Regions from separate parts of the Homo sapiens genome. Here region 1 is linked to region 2. Evidence: chromatin loops called from intact Hi-C (ENCODE). Cell type or tissue: dorsolateral prefrontal cortex. All regions are shown on one strand. Each heading gives the region's core, and the rest is flanking DNA. Links, peaks and the distances in the headings are about the cores only.

What was found. A loop is a pair of places that touch in the nucleus more often than their neighbours do. Peaks named below come from ENCODE experiments on the same cell type or tissue, not always from the same donor. Only the 100,000 strongest peaks of a DNase experiment are listed, where the experiment ranks them.
Region 1: it touches region 2 in a loop (4-fold over the local background); 3 of 110 quality-filtered maps call a loop at or near these places.

Annotation. Positions count from the first base shown.
Region 1 is chr15:43,493,464-43,504,992 of GRCh38, reverse strand. It overlaps a transcript of TP53BP1 not described here. Among named protein-coding and RNA genes, the nearest start is that of TP53BP1, 6.1 kb to the right of the region's middle. RefSeq lists enhancers at 9,399-9,899, 11,396-11,529. In dorsolateral prefrontal cortex, for the core only: no CTCF peak of the experiment used is centred there; no DNase peak of the experiment used is centred there; H3K27ac peaks cover 179 bases.
Region 2 is chr15:43,436,999-43,444,998 of GRCh38, reverse strand. It overlaps TP53BP1 (tumor protein p53 binding protein 1), which reads left to right. Exons shown (of 28, transcript NM_001141980.3): 15 at 3,416-3,473; 16 at 6,583-6,675. Among named protein-coding and RNA genes, the nearest start is that of TP53BP1, 52 kb to the left of the region's middle. RefSeq lists an enhancer at 2,382-2,985. In dorsolateral prefrontal cortex, for the core only: a CTCF peak has its summit at 3,979 (motif pointing left); a DNase peak (open chromatin) is centred at 4,015; H3K4me3 peaks cover 1,187 bases; H3K27ac peaks cover 4,763 bases.

The DNA of each region.
Region 1 (11,529 bases), core at 2,634-10,633, 57 kb before region 2:
ACTGGAGTGCAGTGGCACGATCTCGGCTCACTGCAACCTCCGCCTGCCAGGTTCAAGCAATTCTCTTGCCTCACCTTCCCGAGTAGCTGGGATTGCAGGTGTGCACCAACACACCTGGCTAATTTTTTATATTTTTGGTAGAGACAGGGTTTCACCATTTGGCCAGGCTGGTCTTGAACTCCTGACCTCAGGTGATCTCTCCGCCTCGGCCTCCCAAAGTACTGGGATTACAGGAGTGAGACACCGTGCCTGGCCGCAAATATCCTGTATCAACCTTTTTATTCAGTCAGTCTGAACCACTTGCCTTTTTCTCATTCTTGTATTTTTTGTTTAGGCTGTTCATTTTTCCTTGAATACTCTGTTTTCCTTAACTCATCTAAGGATTTATTTATTTACCTTTACCTTATTTGTGGAATAAAGATTCATCTCATTCCACAAAGGATTTAAGGGATATGACCGAACTCAAACCCAACTACTTCTGCAGAACTGACTTTCTTACTTACCAACTATGTGAACTTTGGCAACTTGCTTATCTTCTCTGTGCTTCAGTTTCCTTGTCTGTAAAATTAAAATAATAGCACCCCACCTTATAGGGATTATTTTGAGAATTAAGTGGAACAACCTTTTAAATATGCTTAGCACAATGCCTGGAATTCATTCATTCATTCAATAGTATTTATGGCCAGGCACGGTGGGTCACATTTATAATCCCAGCACTTTGGGAGGCTAAAGCAGGAGGATCACTTGAGGCAAAAGTATCACTTGAGGTTGCAGTGAGCTGTGATCGTGCCAGTGCGCTCCAGCTTGGGCAACAGAGCAAGACTCTGTCTCAAAAAATTTTTGTTTTAATTTATTGATTGATTTGTAGAGATGAGGAGGGGGGTCTTGCTATTTTGCACAGGCTGGTCTCGAACTCCTAGCCTCAAGCAATCCTCCCATCTTGGTCTCCCAAAGCTATGGGATTACAGGCTTTAGCCACCATTCCTGGCCCTCCCGTATGCATTAAATTGTCTCTTGATTACCTGTAATAACTAATACAGTGTAAATGCTATGTATATAGGTGTATTGTTTGGCAAATAATTACAAGAAAAAAAAGTCTGTGAATGTTCAGTACGGAACCAACCACCCTTTTTTTCTGAATATTTTCAATTCATGGTTGGTTGAATCCACAGATGCAGAATCCACATATAGGGAAGGCTGACTATATTTTAAAACACTGCAAAGAAGAATCAGGAGAAGGCAGGGTGAGACTTCAGACTAAGATGTAAGCCTGACATCTGTGGAAGGAGAGAGGGAAGGAAGGAGGATTGGAAAGGAAGAATCTTTTTTTTTTTGAGATGGAGTCTTGCTCTGTTGCCCAGGCTGGAGTGTAGTGGCGTCATCTCTGCTTACTGCAACCTCCGCCTCCCGGGTTCAAACAATTCTCCTGCCTCAGCCTCCCGAGTAGCTGGAATTACAGGCGCTGGCCACCATGCCCGGCTAATTTTTTGTATTTTTAGTAGAAACAGAGTTTTGCCACGTTGGCCAGGCTGGTCTTGAAATCCTGACATCAGGTAATCCACCTGCCTCAGGCTCCTGAAGTGTTGGGATTACAGGTGTGAGCCACTCTGCCCAGCCCAGTGGTACATTTTCATGGTTGTCACAGTACATACTGCATGAATAAGTTTATCTGAAATTCTAGAATGGGCAAAACTAATCTACAGTGACAGAAAGCAACTAAATGATTGCCCAGGGCTGGGAATTGATTGCAAAGGGCACAGGGAACTTTTTGGGTGATTGATATGTTCTATATTTGATTGGAGTCATAGCTACACACACCCGCGCATGCGCGCACACACACACGCACCCATTTATTGAACTCATCAAACTCTACACTTAAAATGGGCCCAATTTTAATTGTACATAAATGATATATAAAGTTGACTAAAAAACACAAGATAGGCCGGGCAAGGTGGCTCACGCATGTAATCCCAGCAGTTTTGGAGGCCAAGGCGGGTTGATCGCTTGAGTCCAGGAGTTGAAGACCAGCCTGGCCAACACGGCAAAACCCCGTCTCTACTAAAAATACAAAAATTAGCTGGGGGTGGTGGTGTGCGCCTGTAATCCCAGCTACTTGGGAGGTTGTACAAGAATCGCTTGAACCCGGGAGACAGAGGTTGCAGTGAGCTGAGATCATGCCATCACACTCCAGCTGGAGTGACAAAGTGAGACTCTGCCTCAAGAAAAAAACAAATGGCAGGGCACGGTGGCTCACGCGTGTAATCCCAACACTTTAGGAGGCCAAGGTGGGCAGATCATGAGGACAGGAGATTGAGACCATTTTGGCTAACATAGTGAAACCCCGTCTCTACTAAAAAATACAAAAAAAAAAAAAATAGGTCGTGGTGGCGGGCGCCTGTAGTCCCAGCTGCTCAGGAGGCTGAGGCAGGAGAATGGTGTGAACCCGGGAGGCGGAGCTTGCAGTGAGCCAAGATCGCGCTACTGCACTCCAGCCTGGGTGACAGAGTGAGACTCAAAAAAAAATGAGAAAAAAAACAAACATGAGATATCACTTCACACTGACAAACCAAATGTTAGTGAGAATGTGGAGCACCTGAAACTAATATGTTGTTAGTGGAAGTATAAAATTATACAATCATTTTATTTATTTATTTTTAATTTGTTTTTAAGAGACATAGTCTTGCTGTGTTGCCCAGGCTGGAGTGCAAGTGGTGCGATCATAGCTCACTGCAACCTTGAACTCCTGGGCTCAATTGATCTTCCCACCTCAGCCTCCCTAGTAGCTGGTACTACAGGCTGGTGCCACCATGCTTGACTAATTTTTAAAACATTTTTTTGTAGAGATAAGGCCTCCCTGTATTGCCCAGGCTGGTCTTGAACTTCTGGCTCAAGCGAACCTCTCAACTCAGCCTCCCAAAATGTTGGGATTACAGGCACGAGCCACTGCAGGTGGCCTACAGTCATTTTCAAAAACTGTTTTTGGCAGTTTCTTATAAAGTGAAAGGAGCACACATCCTATGACCCAGCAGTTCCACTTCTAGTTATCTACCCAAGATAAATGAAAACAAATGTTCACAAAACGAATTGTTTATAAATGTTCATAGCAACTTTATTTATAATAGTCTAAACCCAAATATGCAGTAATAGGAGAATTAATAAAACAAGTTGTGTTGCATACAATTGAATGTTGCTGAGCAATGAAAAAGAATGAAGTACTGATGCATGCAGCAACATGCAAAATGTTGAGCAAAAGAAGCTGGACACAAAAGACCACGTACTGTGTGATTCCATTTATATAAAATAGTATTACAGGTAAAATTAATCTATGGTCATAGAAGTTACAATATGACTGCCTTGTGGAATGGGGATTGACTGGAAGGGACCATGAATAACTCTCTGGAGTGATGACAATGTTCTATATATTGATTGATATGTAGGTTTCATGGCTGTATATGTTTGTCAAAGCTCATCAAATTACTGGCCAAGCACGGTGGCCCATGCCTGTGTTCCCAGCATTTTGGGAGGTCGAGGTGGGAGAATTGCTTGAGCCCAGGAGTTCAAGACCCACCTGAGCAACATAGTGTAACCCCATCTCTACAAAAGAAAGAAAAATTAGCCAGGTGTGGTGGTGCATACCTGTAGTCCCAGCCCCGAGGAGACTGAGCTGGGAGGATTGCTTGAGCCCAGGAGCTGAGCCCAGGAGTTCAAGGCTGTGGTGAGCTATGATCAAGCCATTGCACTCTAGCCTCGGCCACAGAGCAAGACCCTGTCTCTTAAAAAAAAAAAAAATTACACAATTAAGAGCTATAGATTTCACTGTATGTAAATTTTACCTCAATAAAAATATCAGTCACTAAAAATAAAAAACAAAATGAAAGAAACAAGCCTAACTATTGAATTGGTAGTATTGTTTTAAGTGATTTTAAAATACAGTAATTTAACTTTATATATATGTGTTTTTTAGACAGACTGTCACTGTCACCCAGGCTGGTGTGCAGTGGCATGATCACTGCTCACTGCAGACTTGACCTCCTGAGCTCAAGTGATCCTCCTGCATTGGCCTCCCAAAGTTCTGGGATGTAAGCCACCATGCCTGGCCTGTTCATTTTCTTTGGGTGTGTTGACGGTGTTCTTATGTTTAAAATATTCTCTTTATTTTATTTTATTTCTTTGAGACAGAGTCTCACTCTGTCGCCCAGGCTGGAGTGCAGCAGCGTGATTTCGGCTCAGTGCAACCTCCGCCTCCCAGGTTCAAGTGATTCTCCTGCCTCAGCCTCCCAAGTAGTTGGGACTACAGGTGCTCGCCACCATGCCCAGCTAATTTTTGTATTTTTTAATAGGGATGGGGTTTCACCATGTTGGCCAGGCTGGTCTTAAACTTCTGACCTCAGGTGGTCCACCCACCTCAGCCTCCCAAAGTGCTGGGATTTTAAGTGTGAGCCACCAAGCCTGGCCTAAAATATTCTCTATATTTTAGACACAGAAGTATTTTGGTTAAAATTATATGATGTCTGGGATTTGTTTAGAAATCAGTTTGGGGGAAGTGGGTGGATATAGATGAAATAAGATTGAGCATTTGTTTGAAAAAAAAAAATTTCAACAAAAGAAGATTGAGCATTTGTTGCTAATTGTTGAAGGTGTATTATATAAGTACATAGCTTTTAAAATTTTTTCTGTTAATAAAAAGACAGTATCTTCAAGCTTTTTGTTATAAGCAACCAGAAGGGTGAAGTTGCCATCAACTGAGATGGGGAAGGCTGCAGGTGGAGTAGACTTGGTAGAAGAGATGAGTTCAATTTTAAGCATGTTGAATTTGAGATGTCAATTGGACATCAAAATGAAGATATTGAATAGGCAGTTAGATACATAAATTGGTAATTTGGGAGAGAGGTGTGGGTCAAAGACGTAGTTAGGAGTCATTGGCATATAGATTGTATTTATAGCAATGTGACTGGATGAAATCAAGAAAGGAGTGAGAGTAAATAGAACTTAGAACATAGTAAGTGCTCAAGAAGTATTCATTATAACCACATGACTAAAATTATTTCGATTTGTCTCACAATTCCTACAGAACTTTTATTGTATCTTGTACTATCATTATTTCTATGTCTTATCTCCTTCCTAGATTGTAAATTCTTTGAAGCTAGAAACTAGATATTACTCATCCTTATACACTGCTCTCTCTCCACCACCACCATGGAGCCAAAATGGTACCTTGCATTTAAGTGAATTGAAATTAATAAATGAACCTGAGTTTGTGAAGAAATTTTTGGTCAGTTTTATGGGTTTTCTGACTTGCTCTGACTTTCAGTTCTTGAGACTCTGTGTGATGTGCTTATATGTGAGTAGAGCCAAGATGCATTACTGCTATTCTTGCCACTTGTTAGTTAGCACACTAGCTCTGTACAAGTCCAGATCAGCCTTTGAGACCTAGCTGTACTGAAGACACTGCAGAAGGGATATGCTCAGAGTAGAATGGGAAAGTGTAATAATGACACAGGAAGTAGGATCCAAGAGTAGGCACTGTGTTCATGCTATGTTACTTTTACTTTATTATTTATTATTATTTTTTAAATTTTATTTGAGGTTCAGGGGTACATGTGCAGGTTTGTTAAATAGGTAAGTTGCATTATCACGGGGTTTGGTGTACAGATTATTTTGCCACACAGGTAACAAGCATAGTAACTGATAGTTTTTGATTCTCATCCTCCTCCCCCTCTCCACCCTTAAGTAGGCCCCAGAGTCTGTTGTTCCCTTCTTTGTACGTAGACGTTACTTTATGTACACACACTACCTCAGAATATGAGTAACTATTTCACAGCTCAGCCACTAGGACACAGTGGTGTCCTTGTCCACTGAAGTCTTCTCTTATATTCTTTTTAGATTTCTCAGCCCCAGGACATAAAAACTCCCTTCTTTCCATTGAAACATAAGAGTTTAGGAGTAACTGGTTTGTTTTGTTTTTTTTTTTTTGTTGTTGTTGTTTTTAATTTGCAAAATGAACTTTTCTCACCTTCTACCATCCTGGGTCTGATTTCTGGCAGTTTCCATAGTCTCTAAGTATATTCCTTCTCTTGTCCTCATGCTGTTCCTATGTCAGGTGCAGGTTAACTTTTCTTTAGTTTTGCTTAGTACCAAACTGCCCAGCTCCAATCTTGGATAATTTGGTACCATTCTCTTTCTTTATTTTTTATTTAATAACCAGAGTATAATTATCAAGATCAGGAAAATAACATTGATTCGTTACTAATCTACAGACCTTATTCAGATATCAACAGTGCTCCCATTAGAATTATTTATAGAAGAAGGGAAACCAAGTTCTTGTCCAGGATTCAGTTCTGGATCATCTGTTACATTTAATGGTTTTGTCTTTGTAGTCTTCTCAAATCTAGAACATTTCTTGAGACTTTGATTGTCATTCTTGACCTTGGCAGCACTTCTTTCTCTCTCTCTCTCTTTCTCTTTGGAGAATATGGGCTGTTTATCTGTAAAGCACCCATTAATGTGGATTTATCTGATTTTTTCTCATGATCAGATTCAGGTTATAGATTTTTGGCAAGAATACAATTAAAGTGTGATATATCCTCAGTGCATTATATCAAGTGACACAGATGGCTTTTTGTTCCCTTACTGGTATATTAACTGAGATCACTTGGTTGAGTTGGTGAATACCAGGTTTCTTCACTGCAAATTTACCACTTTTCTCTTTGTAATAATTCAGTACATTTTAGGGAGATACTTTGAGATCATGTATATACCCTCTTTCACCATATTATGAGTTTTAGCATTAATGATATTTATTTTGAATCATCTTTATTGTGAAACATAGCACACATAAAGTGAATAAAATAAAATATAAATGTACAAATTTATGAATTATAAATAGTATACCTGTGTAATGCCTCTGGTAATAAAAAATAGAACATTTCCAAGCACCTCACATGCCTCTTAATGAATTACAACCCCACTGTTACCTATACAATTAACCATACATTCTTTTATTGCAATCCTGTTATTAAAATTTTTTATGATCTAAGTACACATCTTTAAATATTAAAGTTTAGTCTCATTGAAAAACTTTTGTTACTGTAGTAAAATACACATAACATAAATGTACCATTATAACCATTTTTAAGTGTATGGTTCAGTGGCATTAAGTACATTTACATTGTTGTGCAACCATCACCACCATCCATCTCCAGAACTTTTTCATCTTCCCAAACTGAAGCTATGTAAATCATTAAACAATAAATTCCCTTTCCTCCCTCCTCCTAGCTCCTGGCAGCCACCATTCTACTTTCTCTCTTTCTGAATTTGCCTACTCTAGGTACCTCGTATAAGTGGAATCACACAATATTTGTTCTTTTGTGTCTGGCTTATTTCACTTAGCATAATGTTTTCAAGGTTCATCTGTGTTGAGCATGTTCATATCACTCTCGATTTTTATTCTATAGTACTGGCTTCCAGGAAGTTAGGAATTGGAAAGAAAGCTGAGATGGTAGAGAAGAGCCAGGATTTATCGAGTCACAGGATGAGAATTTTGAGGAGGGAATGGCAACAGCATCAGACACTACAGACGTCAAAGATAATGAGGTAATTTGTTGTTGTTTTTTGAGGCAGAGTCTCACTCTGTAGCCCAGGCTGGGGTGCAGTGGTGCGATCTCGGCTCACTGCAACCTCTGCCTCCCAGGTTCAAGTGATTCTTCCACCTCAGCCTCCTGAGTAGCTGGGAATACAGGTGCACACCACCATTGTATTTTTAATAGAGACGGGGTTTCACCATGCTGGCCAGGCTAGTCTTGAACTCCTGAGCTCAAGCAATCAGCCTGCCTTGGCCTCCCAAAGTACTGGGATTACTTGAGCTACCGCACCTGGCTGATAATGAGGTAATTTGACAAGAAAATTTTAGAATCAGTCATTAACATGTTTAGAGTAACTACTTTGTGTCTGGCATTGTGCTAGGCATTAGATTTATGGAGGTTGAAGCCAGACTGCAAACGTAGAGAAGTAGAGTGGACAGGAGATGATACTTGGATGTGAAGATTTGATTACTTCTATACAAAGAGGGGAGAGGCTGGGCACTATGGCTCATGCCTGTAATCCCAGCACTTTGGGAGGCTGAGGTGGGCGGATCACCTGAGGCCGGAGTTCGAGACCTGCTTGACCAACATGGAGAAACTCTGTCTCTACTAAAAATACAAAATTAGCCAGGTGTGTTGCACATGCCTGTAATCCTAGCTACTCAGGAGGCTGAGGCAGGAGAATCAGTTGAACCCAGGAGGCAGGGGTTGCCGTAAGCGGAGATCACACCATTGCACTCCAGCCTGGGCAAAAAGAGTGAAACTCCATCTCAAAAAAAAAAAAAAAAAAGGAATATATGATTGTTTTCCTATCATTAAATTTGGCACTTGTCAATTCTCCTCAGTAGAGTACTCTGCCACTGAGCTCCAAAACTATGAGTTTTCATAAGATCGTGAAGCAACTTTAAAGGTTGGTGGAATACCTGTGAGGGAAGAATAAGCTGGGCTAGGGTTCTTTTGCTTAAGAAGTCTTTGAGGAGGCTTCAGAAAAATACTCACAAACTAAGTCATATAGTATTTAGATTTGTTGTTTGATGGTTTGAAATTTATTATATAATTATAGGACCAAATGAGATGATCCCAACTTAATGACATCTATCTAGGTTTTAAAGATAGCAGTTAAAGACAATATGAGAGGAAATGGCTTTAAATTCTATAATAAAGGATTTAGGTTAGAAGATTAGAAGATTAATATTAGAAGAAAAATTTCTGACAATGAGGTTTGTTAAACTTTAAAGCAAGTTAACCTAAGATCTGATGAGCCTTCTCTGGGAGGGCTTTAGAGGTAAGTTAGATTTCTCTGTCTAAGGTGGTTTAGGAAAAGATGTTACCTGTAGACAGGTAGATGTGCTGTTGGTCCTTTGCAGTCTAGGAGTCAATAAAGGCCTTTGGCTCATCTAGCTGCAACCATTCTGCCTGTAGTTTATTTTTCTGGATAATTTAATGATTAATTTAATTGCCACACTGCCTAACAAGGAATTAATAGTTTTTCTTAACAGTTTTTTTTAAGATTCTTGTTTAGTAATGCAAATGGCTCACTCATTTATTTATCTATTTTTAGTCAGGCTGAGGTTTTTAGGCTTTTTTTTTTTTTTTGAGACGGGGTCTCACTCTGTCACCCAGGCTGGAGTGCAGTGGCGCGATCTCTGCTGACTGCAAGCTCCGCCTCCCGGGTTCACGCCATTCTCCTGCCTCAGCCTCCCAAGTAGCTGGGACTACAGGCGCCTGCCCGCGCACCCGGCTAATTTTTTGTATTTTTAGTAGAGACCGTGTTTCACCGTGTTAGCCAGGATGGTCTCGATCTCCTGACCTCGTGATCTGCCCGACTTGGCCTCCCAGAGTGCTGGGATTACAGGCGTGAGCTACCGCACCTGGCTTTTGTGTGTGTGTGTGTGTGTGTGTGTGTGTGTGTGTGTGACGGAGTCTCACTCTGCTGCCCACGCTGGAGTGCAGTGGCACGATCTCGGCTCACTGTAACCTACGCCTCCAGGGTTCAAGCAATTCTCCTGCCTCAGCCTCCTGAGTAGCTGGGACTACAGGCGCCCACCACCATGCCCAGCTGATTTTTTGTATTTTTAGTAGAGGCGGGGTTTCACTATCTTAGCCAGGATGGTCTCGATCTCCTGACCTCATGATCCGCCCGCCTCGTCCTCCCAAAGTGCTGGGATTACAGGTGTGAGCCACTGCGCCTGGCGGTTTTTAGGTTTTTATTGTTGTTGTTTCAGACAGGGTCTCACTCTCTTGCCCAGGCTGGAGCACAGTGTTGCAATCTTGGCTCATTGCAACCTGTGCCTCCTAGTTCAGGAGATGCTCTCACCTCAGCCTCCTGAGTAGCTGGGACTACAGGCACATGCCACCACACCCAGCTAATTTTTTTCGTATATTTTTTAGAGATGGGCTTTTGCCATGTTGCCCAGGCTGGTCTCAAATTCCTGGGCTCAAGTAATCCACCTGCCTCTGCCTCCCAAAGTGCTGGGATTACAGGTGTAAGCCACTGCGCCCAGCCATTTTATGTTTCGACAAACACACTTGTCAAGTAATCAAACAGATCTGTTTATTTGTGCCTCACTTGGGGAGGAAGCAGAAGCAGGCTGGAGAAGAAAAGCAAAAAAATGGTAACTTTTGGGGGATTTTTATGGGACTCAAGGTCATGATTTACTCATAACAGGACCTGGTTGGTTGTGCCCTCTCAAATAGAGCAGATGAACTCACTTTGTCCAGCTAGTGTAGTTAGTATTGCTCTAACCTGGTCTTTAAGTATTAGATTTGTTTAGTCACTGGTGTTCTGCAGCTTTAGGAGTGGAGTATGAAAAGAGTCAATTATAAATGATTTTAAGATTAAGAAGTGAGATGCATCTCTGTGTGGTCCATTTCATTTTAGCTCCACTAATAAAACATACTGGCGACCATAATTATATTCCAGTTATAGCAGTAATAGATTCTAGATTTTTCAGGACAGTTTCAAGGAGTCAGTCCTTTTGTTCCCATAAGTAACGTGTATTCAGACAACATGCTTTGAATTTGGTTTGGAAAATAGGATCACTGTAATTTATAGCAGCAGTGAGAAGACTGGTAGGAAGCTCCACTTCAGCTTTGCCTATATCACGTGCTGAATTGGGCATTTACAGAAATGGAGAATCATGGTTGGGCTGTGCCGAAATAAATCTGAGCCTGGGGTAGAAAGAGAAAACTGCCTCATATTGAATGCCTACTATGTATATGTTTGGCACTGTGCTAGGTGCTTTCCCTATTGACAGCTGCTCTGGCTAGAATTCTATCCTGGATCCAACTGCCACTTAAATAATATACCCCCACCCCTCAACAACAACAACAACAAAACAAACACATATGCCACATGGGGCTTAGTTCATTAAGACTCGTCACAGCTGCCACACCCTCTTTAAGACCCTGGCACCATAATTAGGATAATAGAATCTCTGGGTTTGGAAGTATCTTTGAGGTCATCTAGTTAGAAGGGGTGGCAGCTGTTCTCTTTACCATGGAGTTTGAGAATGACAGTGCTCAATTCTCTCAATGGGAGGTGCAAAATATGTCTGGGGCTGTAGTCTCTGCAGGCAATCCCATAAAAGATAAGGCAACGATAAACAAGTGTGAAGCTTGAAATACGTCCTAGGCGGAAAAGGGCAATGGGAAGAAATATGGCTTACTGGAGCCCTTATACAATGTAAAAACAAACAAATACTAAAAACGCCCTGGCAGAGATGTAATGTCAGGCCCTTGGATTCAGGGTAGAGGCCCACAAAAGGGATCCTGATTGACACAGGTTAACCCTGTGTCAAAGAAGAAAGAGTCTCTTCTGTTGGGTTCACCAGCTCTGAAGTACCTAGCCATCCTCAAGCCGCTTCTTCTTTGCCCTGTTATGAGAAAGCTGGGAAACTCTCTCCTTTTCCAGGAAAGAGGGTGAGGGACGGGGATTAAGGGGCGTGAA
Region 2 (8,000 bases), core at 1-8,000:
TAAGCTTGCGGGAGTTATTTATATCCTGCTGCTCAAGGTCATCACCAAGGTCTGATTTTTCACAAAAAAAAATTTGCAACCTCCAGCATAAATGGGTTAAGGAAGGATCCAAAAGAGGGAGGCATAGATTAAAGACGAGGGAATTGGGGGAAACAGTTGATGAATTAAGGCCCTGAAGAAGTTGGGAGGGGAAGCTATTGAAGACTACACAGAATAGGTTGGATAAGCAGGACTTCTTCTTCCCTGAGACCAGAGAAAAGTAATTTTAGCTAATACATTTTTAGCTCTTACTGTATACCAGGTACTTCACATGTATAGCTCATTAAATCTCATAAGAAGCCGATGAACTAGATCCTATTATTATCCTCCTTTTACAGATGAGGAAACTGAGGCACAGGAAGGTTGAGCGCCTTCCCTAAACATAGCTAGTAAATGGAGTAGCCGGGATACAAATCCAGGAAGTCTGGTTCCAAATCTTTGATGCTGTGGTACTTACTGATTTGAATCTTAGCAACTCAGTAGACTGAGTTAAAGTATTACATGGTTCCATCCTTACTATCATCTTTTCCGGAATAAATAAGGGCTTATTGCCAGGCATGGTGGTTGGTGCGCTTCTATAATCCCAGCAATGCCAGAGGCTGAGGTGGGAGGTGTGCTTAAACCCAGAAGTACAAGACCAGCCTGGGCAACATAGTGACATCTCATCTCAAAAATAAAAATTTTAAAAAGGGTTTGTCAAGAGAGAGAGTATGTGATAGCCTTAAATCTTACTTTACCTTTGGATCTGAAATTACAACTAGCGAAGTGTTAAGGATGGTTATATCAGTAAATTTTACTACCTTTCCTAATACCAGGAGCATAGTATCAAGGACTGTATTCAGTGTTACTTACATCATTTCATCCTTACAACAAACTTTTTAGGTTTGTTGTGTTTTTATCTTATAGAGGAGGACACTGAGACTCAAAATGACAAAGTAGTTTACTCCTAGGTTGGACTATTAAGTGCAATAGCCAGGGTGTGAGCCAGGTTTCTATTTCAGAGCCAGGGCTCCAACTGAATTTCAGCTGCCTCCCTGATGGACTGTTTAGATTATGTTGGGTCATGAATATTTTAGAAATAATTAAAAACCATTTAAGGGTTGTTTTCTCTAAGGCTGGTATAAATTGTAAATGAACAAATTTTAATCCCTTGAAATTAGTGACATTGTTGTGAGAATATGGGATTTTTTTCAGTACGACCTTTAATCTGTTGCTGCATGTTCTTGAAAATGTCCTTTTTGTTTCTTTTTGTTGTTATTGTTGTTGAGACAGGGCTTCTCCCTGTCACCCAGGCTGGAGTGCAATGGGGTGATCTCAGCTCACTGCAGCCTCCATCTCCCAGGCTCAAGCGATCCTCCCATCTTAGCCCCCTGAGTAGGTGGGACTACAGGCACGCCCACCACCCATGCCTGGTTAATTTTTGTATTTATTATAGAGATGGGGCTTCGCCATGTTAGCCAGGCTGGTGTTGAACTCCTGGGCTCAAGCGATCCTCCTGCCTTGGCCTCTCAAAGTATTGGGATTACATGAGTGAGCCACCGTGCCTGGCCACCCTTTGTTTTTGAAGTGTCTGTCCTAAAGCACTTTGGGAAGAACTTGGGTACCTTCTATTTGTGGGTGCTCTAAAAACTATTTAAAATTAGTTCATCAACCTAAAATATTTTCTACTTATTTTATTAAGTTCTTTTATTTTTAATTTGTTTTTAATATGATATAAATTTTAAAAAGTTTTTGGTTTTTAATTTTGTATTATTACATACTTTTTTAACTTCTTATATGGGCAGAGATGAATTTGGATTCAGAAGTTTAATTTTCATTTAAGAATGTTACTGCTGGCCGGGTGTGGTGGCTCATGCCTGTAATCCCAGCACTTTGGGAGGCTGAGGTGGGTGGATCACCTGAGGTCAGGAGTTCGAGACCAGCCTGGCCAAGATGGTGAAACCCCATCTCTACTAAAAATATAAAAATTAGCCGGACATGGTGGCAGGTACCTGTAATCCCAGCTACTCGGGAGGCTAAGGCAGCAGAATCTCTTGAACCCGAGAGGCGGAGGTTGCAGTGAGCTGAGATCATGCCACTGCACTCCAGCCTGAGCAACAGAGTGAGATTCTGTCTCCAAAAAAAAAAAAAAAAAAAAAAAAAAAGAATATTACTGCTAAGGGCTAGGTGTCGTAGCTCGTATGTGTAATCCCAGCACACTTTGGGAACCTGAGGCGGGTGAATCACCTGAGGTCGGAAGTTTGAGACCAGCCTGGTCAACATGGTGAAACCCCATCTCTACTAAAAATACAAAAATTAGCTGGGTGTGGTGGTGCACACCTGTAATCCCAGCTACTCAGGAGGGTGAGGCATGAGAATCGCTTGAACCCAGGAGACACAGGTTGCAGCAAGTCGAGATTACGCCGCTGCACTCTAGCCTGGGCAACGGAGTAAGACTCTGTCTCCAAAAAAAAAAAAAGTTACTCATTGTATTGTATTTCTTGCCAATCTTATTAGTCTTTTATAGGAAGTTTGAAAGAAAATTGATTGGTGGAAGTGAGAAAAACTTGTACCATTAAATTACAAGAAATAGCCAGCCGGGCACAGTGGCTCTTGCCTGTAATCCCAGCACTTTGGGAGACCGAGGCGGGCGGATCACGAGGTCAGGAGATTGAGACCATCCTGGCTAACACGGTGAAACCCCGTCTCGACTAAAAATACAAAAAAATTAGCCGGGCGTGGTGGCGGGCACCTGTAGTTTCAGCTGCTGGGGAGGCTGAGGCAGGAGAATGGCGTGAACCCGGGAGGCAGAGCTTGCAGTGAGCCGAGATTGCGCCACTGCACTCCAGCCTGGGCGACAGAGTGAGACTCTGTCTCAAAAAAAAAAAAAAAAAAAAATTAAAACAAATCTGGCCTGCACTGCAGCCTGGGTGACAGAGCGAGACTGTTGTCTCAAAACAAACAAACAAAAAACAAGAAATCTGGCAGATCACTTGATTTCAGGAGTTTGAGACCAGCTTGGGAAACTTGGCAAAACCCTGTCTTTCCTAAAAAATACAAAAAATTAGCTGGACGTGGTGGCGCATGCCTGTAGTCCCAGCTACTCGGGAGGTTGAGGCAGGAGATCGCTTGAACCCAGGAGGCGGAGGTTGCAGTGAGCTGAGATCACGCTACTGCCCTCCAGCTTGGGTGATAGAGTGAGACTGTCTCAAAATAAAGAAATAAATAAATAAAATTACAAGAAATGTTTGTATGTTTATACTTACTAGTTTTACTTATTTTTATTTCTTTTTGTTATTTTTTGCAAATACTAGTAGAGCAGAGTGAAGGTTTAGGTGTGATACTAACTAAATTCTGTTTCTCTTTCCTTTCTCTCCTTGGTTTTGTTTTTATTCAGAGCCTGCAACTGGTGAAAGAAAAAATGGATCTACTGCTGTTGCTGAGTCTGTTGCCAGGTAACCAAAGCTGGATGCTATTTAGAGTTTAATACACAGCTACTGGTGATGAGGGTAGATGGTTTATCAACAAAGGAAAAAAGTTAAAATGAGAAAGTTAAAATGAGACTCTTTCATAAAGGATTTAGCAATGTTTTGAATGGATCATAGACTTTTTAGTTAATACTTTTTTAAGTTCAGTGAAGCTTTTTTCTACACCTAGAACTAAGATAATTGAAATGTCTTTACTTTTGTTCATGTGAGAGTTCCTTTCCCCCCTTTTTTCTGTTGCTGATACAAGAGTCTCCACAATCTCAGGATTGTTGATCCAATTGATGAGAAAAAGAAGGATTAACAAGAGATAGCTACAGACCTTGTTCCTTCTGCAATCGCATACTCAGCTGCAGCCTCAGGTCATTTTCTCTTCTGCCTGCCAAATTAACTACTATGTTGAGCTGTTATTTTTGCTTTGTCATGGATGTTGTAATGCTTTGAGGACGAGTATGACCCCATACTGAGGTTTTGGTTGGTAAGCTTTGCCATCTGGTGGCTGTGAGAATACAATTGTTTCAGGCATGAGTCATCCAGCCTGAAAACGCTAATAGCAGTTGGTGAAACATAGGCAAGAATTCTTCTTTTATTTTCTTTTTTATTTTTTGAGACAGAATCTTGCTCTGTTGCCCAGGCTGGAGTGCGGTGGTGAGATCATGGCTCACTGTGACCTCAACATCCTGACCTCCAGCTATCCTCCTGCCTCAGCCACCTGAGTAGCTGGGGCTACAGGCATGTACCACCTCATCTGGCTAATTTTTGTATTTTTTGTAGAGATGAGGATTTTACTATGTTGCCCAGGCTGGCCTTGAACTCCTGGGCTCAAGTGATCCACCTGCCTTGACTTCCCAAAGTGCTAGGATTACAGATGTGAGCTACCATGCCCCACCAAGAATTCTTAAATTAGAGGCTAGGCGGGTACTGTTAATAACTAAAGTGGCTAGGTACAAGACAGAGTGTTTTTTTTTTGTTTTTTTTTTTGAGACGGAGTCTCACTCTGTCATCCAGGCTGGAGTGCAGTGGCACGATCTCCGCTCACTGCAAGCTCCGCCTCCCGGGTCCACACCATTCTCCTGCCTCAGCCTCCCAAGTAGCTGGGACTACAGGTGCCAGCCACCACGCCTGGCTAATTTTTTTTTTGTATTTTTAGTGGAGACGGGGTTTCACCGTGTTAGCCAGGATGGTCTCGATCTCCTGACCTCGTGATCCGCCCGCAAGACAGAGTGTTGAGGACAATGGCAAACTGAATGTATGGTCCATGTGAAAGGGTGTGCCCCACTCAACTCCAGCCAGTAGTTGTCATGTGAAACTGCAAACTTCTTGTTGCCACATCTTTGTTTTTAGAAAGAAATCTGGATTTTTAAAAATAAAATATCAAATAAAAGAGGCCTGTGGACTAAATGTGACCTCACTTGTGAGTTTCTGACCTTTTTCAAAGTCTTTTGATCTGTTCTTAGCTATGTCTTAGAGAGATTAGTTCCTCATTGGGCTATTAGTATATTTAATCTGAAACATAAGTACCGTAGAGTCCTTTTTCATTTGAAGATCCCTTAATGATATATAGTCTTAGAAGCTGAAGAAAGTGGAGTGTGTATCTGGTCCATTTGGCTTTAACAGAATTTTTGGCCAGGAATAAGTTGTTATTAGTCTGTACTTGTGCATATTCAGAGGGAACAGAGTATGTTGCTGAAGCTTCTAGAACTCTTAGGGTAGAAAGTAGAGAGGAGAAAATAAGGAAAAACTTTGAGCAGAGGGTTGGAATGGTGGATCCTAGAATGAGATGAAATTTTTGATATTGTTGTGAATAAATTTTTCTATATAAGAATCTAAATTTAAAAAAATTCGACTTGTTTGCTATTGTGTTCACTCTAACAAATCATCTAAAGTAAGCTCTGTCACAATATTGGAAGTGGTCCTTGGTTCATCTGCATTTAGGTGGAGATTTTTTGTTTGTTTGTTTGAGACAGGGTCTCACTTTGTCAACCAGGCTGCAGTGCAGTGGTGCAATCACAGTTCACTGCAGCCTTGACCTCCCAGGCTCAAGCGATCCTCCTGCCTCAACCCCACAGGGTGCTGGGACTACAGGCACCTGCCACCAGGGGCTAATTTTTGTGTTTTTAGTAGAGATGGGGTTTCGTCATGTTGCCCAGGCTAGTCTCTAACTCCTGAAGCTCAAGTGATCCACCTGGCTTGGCCTCCCAAAGTGGTAGGATTACAGGTATAAGCCACCGTGCCCAGCGTACATGAAACTTTTAAGTGTTGTTTGTAACTGTACTCTGTTCAAATTACTTGCTGTCACCTTATTTCTCAATCATTTTACTACAGAAGGTTTCAAGCATATACGAAAGTAGAGAGAGTAGTATAATGGACTGCCATGTATTCATCACCCAGTTCCAAAAATTTCTTATGGCCAGTCTTGATTCATTTATATTTCCAGCACCCCCCTCCCTACTGAATTATTTTGAAGATAATTTCAGCATTATATAATTTTATCTGAAATACTTCAGTGCTGTCTCCAAAAGATAAGGATTCTTATTTTAAACTTAACCGTATTACTATTATCATACTTTAAAAAATTGACAATGGTTCCTTAATATCATGAAATATTCAATGTTCAGATTTCTCTGATTGTCTCATAAATGGTGTTTTACAGTTTGACTCAAGATCTAAATAAGGTCTGCATATTGCATTTGATTATATCTCTTTAAGTCTTTTAAAATACAGAGTACCCCTCCAGTCTTTTTTTTTTTTTTTTTTTTTTTTTTTTGCCTCTTGCTTGCAAATTATTTGTTGAAGGTACAGATTGTTGTATGGTTTTCTACATTCTGGATTTTGCTGATCGCATCTTTATGGTATTTAATACAGTCCTCTGTCCACCTTATTTCCAGTGAATCTTCCTTGAGAATTTTAAATTATGCTAATTCAAAACAAGTATGGAGAATTTGCATTTTGGTGTAAGGTGGTTTGGAGTTTGATATGCAGAGAAAGCATTTTATTTCCTCTGTGCATAAAAGGATAATCTCCAAAAGTACTTTTCTTTTCAAAGTTAACAATATATTGCTTTAATATATTGTCTTAGTCCCCAGAAGACCATGTCTGTGTTGAGCTGTATCTGTGAAGCCAGGCAAGAGAATGAGGCTCGAAGTGAGGATCCCCCCACCACACCCATCAGGTAAGCATTATTTTTATAGAATCTTTTGGGCTCCATTGGTTCACAAAATGGTTAGTGCCCAAATCCTAATATGTACTGTGCTGTGGTTTGAATGTGGCATGTGTTGGAAACTTAACCCCCAGTGCAACAGTGTTGAGAGGTAATTAGTGGTATTGGTATAAAGCTACAGAAGTTGACCACACATACACAAAAAAGAGGTAATTAGGTCGTGGGGGCACTGCCCATATGTATGCATTAAGGCTGTTGCCGTGAGCATGGGTTAATTATAAAAGGCTGAAGGGGCAGTTTGGCCCCCTTTCCACCTTCTTGAATGCACCCTCACCATGTGATGTCTTTCCACCGTGTTACGATGCAGCTAGAAGGCCCTTACCAGCTGGCCGTCTAGATGCTAGTGCCATGTCCTTGGACATTTCAGCATTCAGAACCATGAGCCAAATCCTGTAAATCTTTTTCTTTATCAATTTCCCAGTCTGGTGGGAATTCTGTTATAGCAGCAGAAAACAGACTAAGATGTACTGCTACTGTTTTGTGAGCTTGAGCTTACCTTATTTTTTTATACCTTGAGGGACTATAGTGTATTCTGGATAGATTGATGAGCTGTCATGAGAAATTTTGTTAAATATTTTATAGATACACATTTTTGTCTTTATCTGCCAGTTGTATCAATTTGAAATGACTGACTTCATAAATGTATTTATTAATTTATTTTGAGATAGGGTCTCACTCTGTCACCCAGGCTGGAGTGAAGTGGCGTGAACATGGCTCACTGAAGCCTTTACCTCTTGGGCTTCAGCCTCCCAAGTAGCTAGGACCACAAGCATGCGCCACCATACCGGCTAATTTTTCTATTCTTTGTAGAGATGGCTTCTCACTGTGTTGTCCAGTCTGGTTTCAAACTCTTGGGATCAAGCAGTCCTCCCACCTTGGCGTCCAGAAGTGTTAGGAATACAAGTGTGAGCCACCGTGCCCTACGGTGAAAATAATTTATATAATTCCTCATTTCTTAGATTAGTTTTTCTTATTTTGGGAATCATGTTTACTTTTAACAGACTTTTTATTTCTCCTTAGTTTCCCACAGAGCAAAATATGAGATGTTTAACATCCCAAATTTAAAGTTTTTCAGACTTAATGGAATTAATTTTTCCATAATTTCTTTTTCTTTTTAGAGACAGGGTCTCACTCTGTCACCCAGGCTGAGGTGCAGTGGTGCAGTAATAGCTCACGGCAGCCCCAAATTCCTAGGCTCAAGCAATCCTCCTGCCTGAACCCCCTGAGTGGCTAGGACTACAGGCATGTGCTGCCGTGTCTGGCTAATTTTTTTTTTT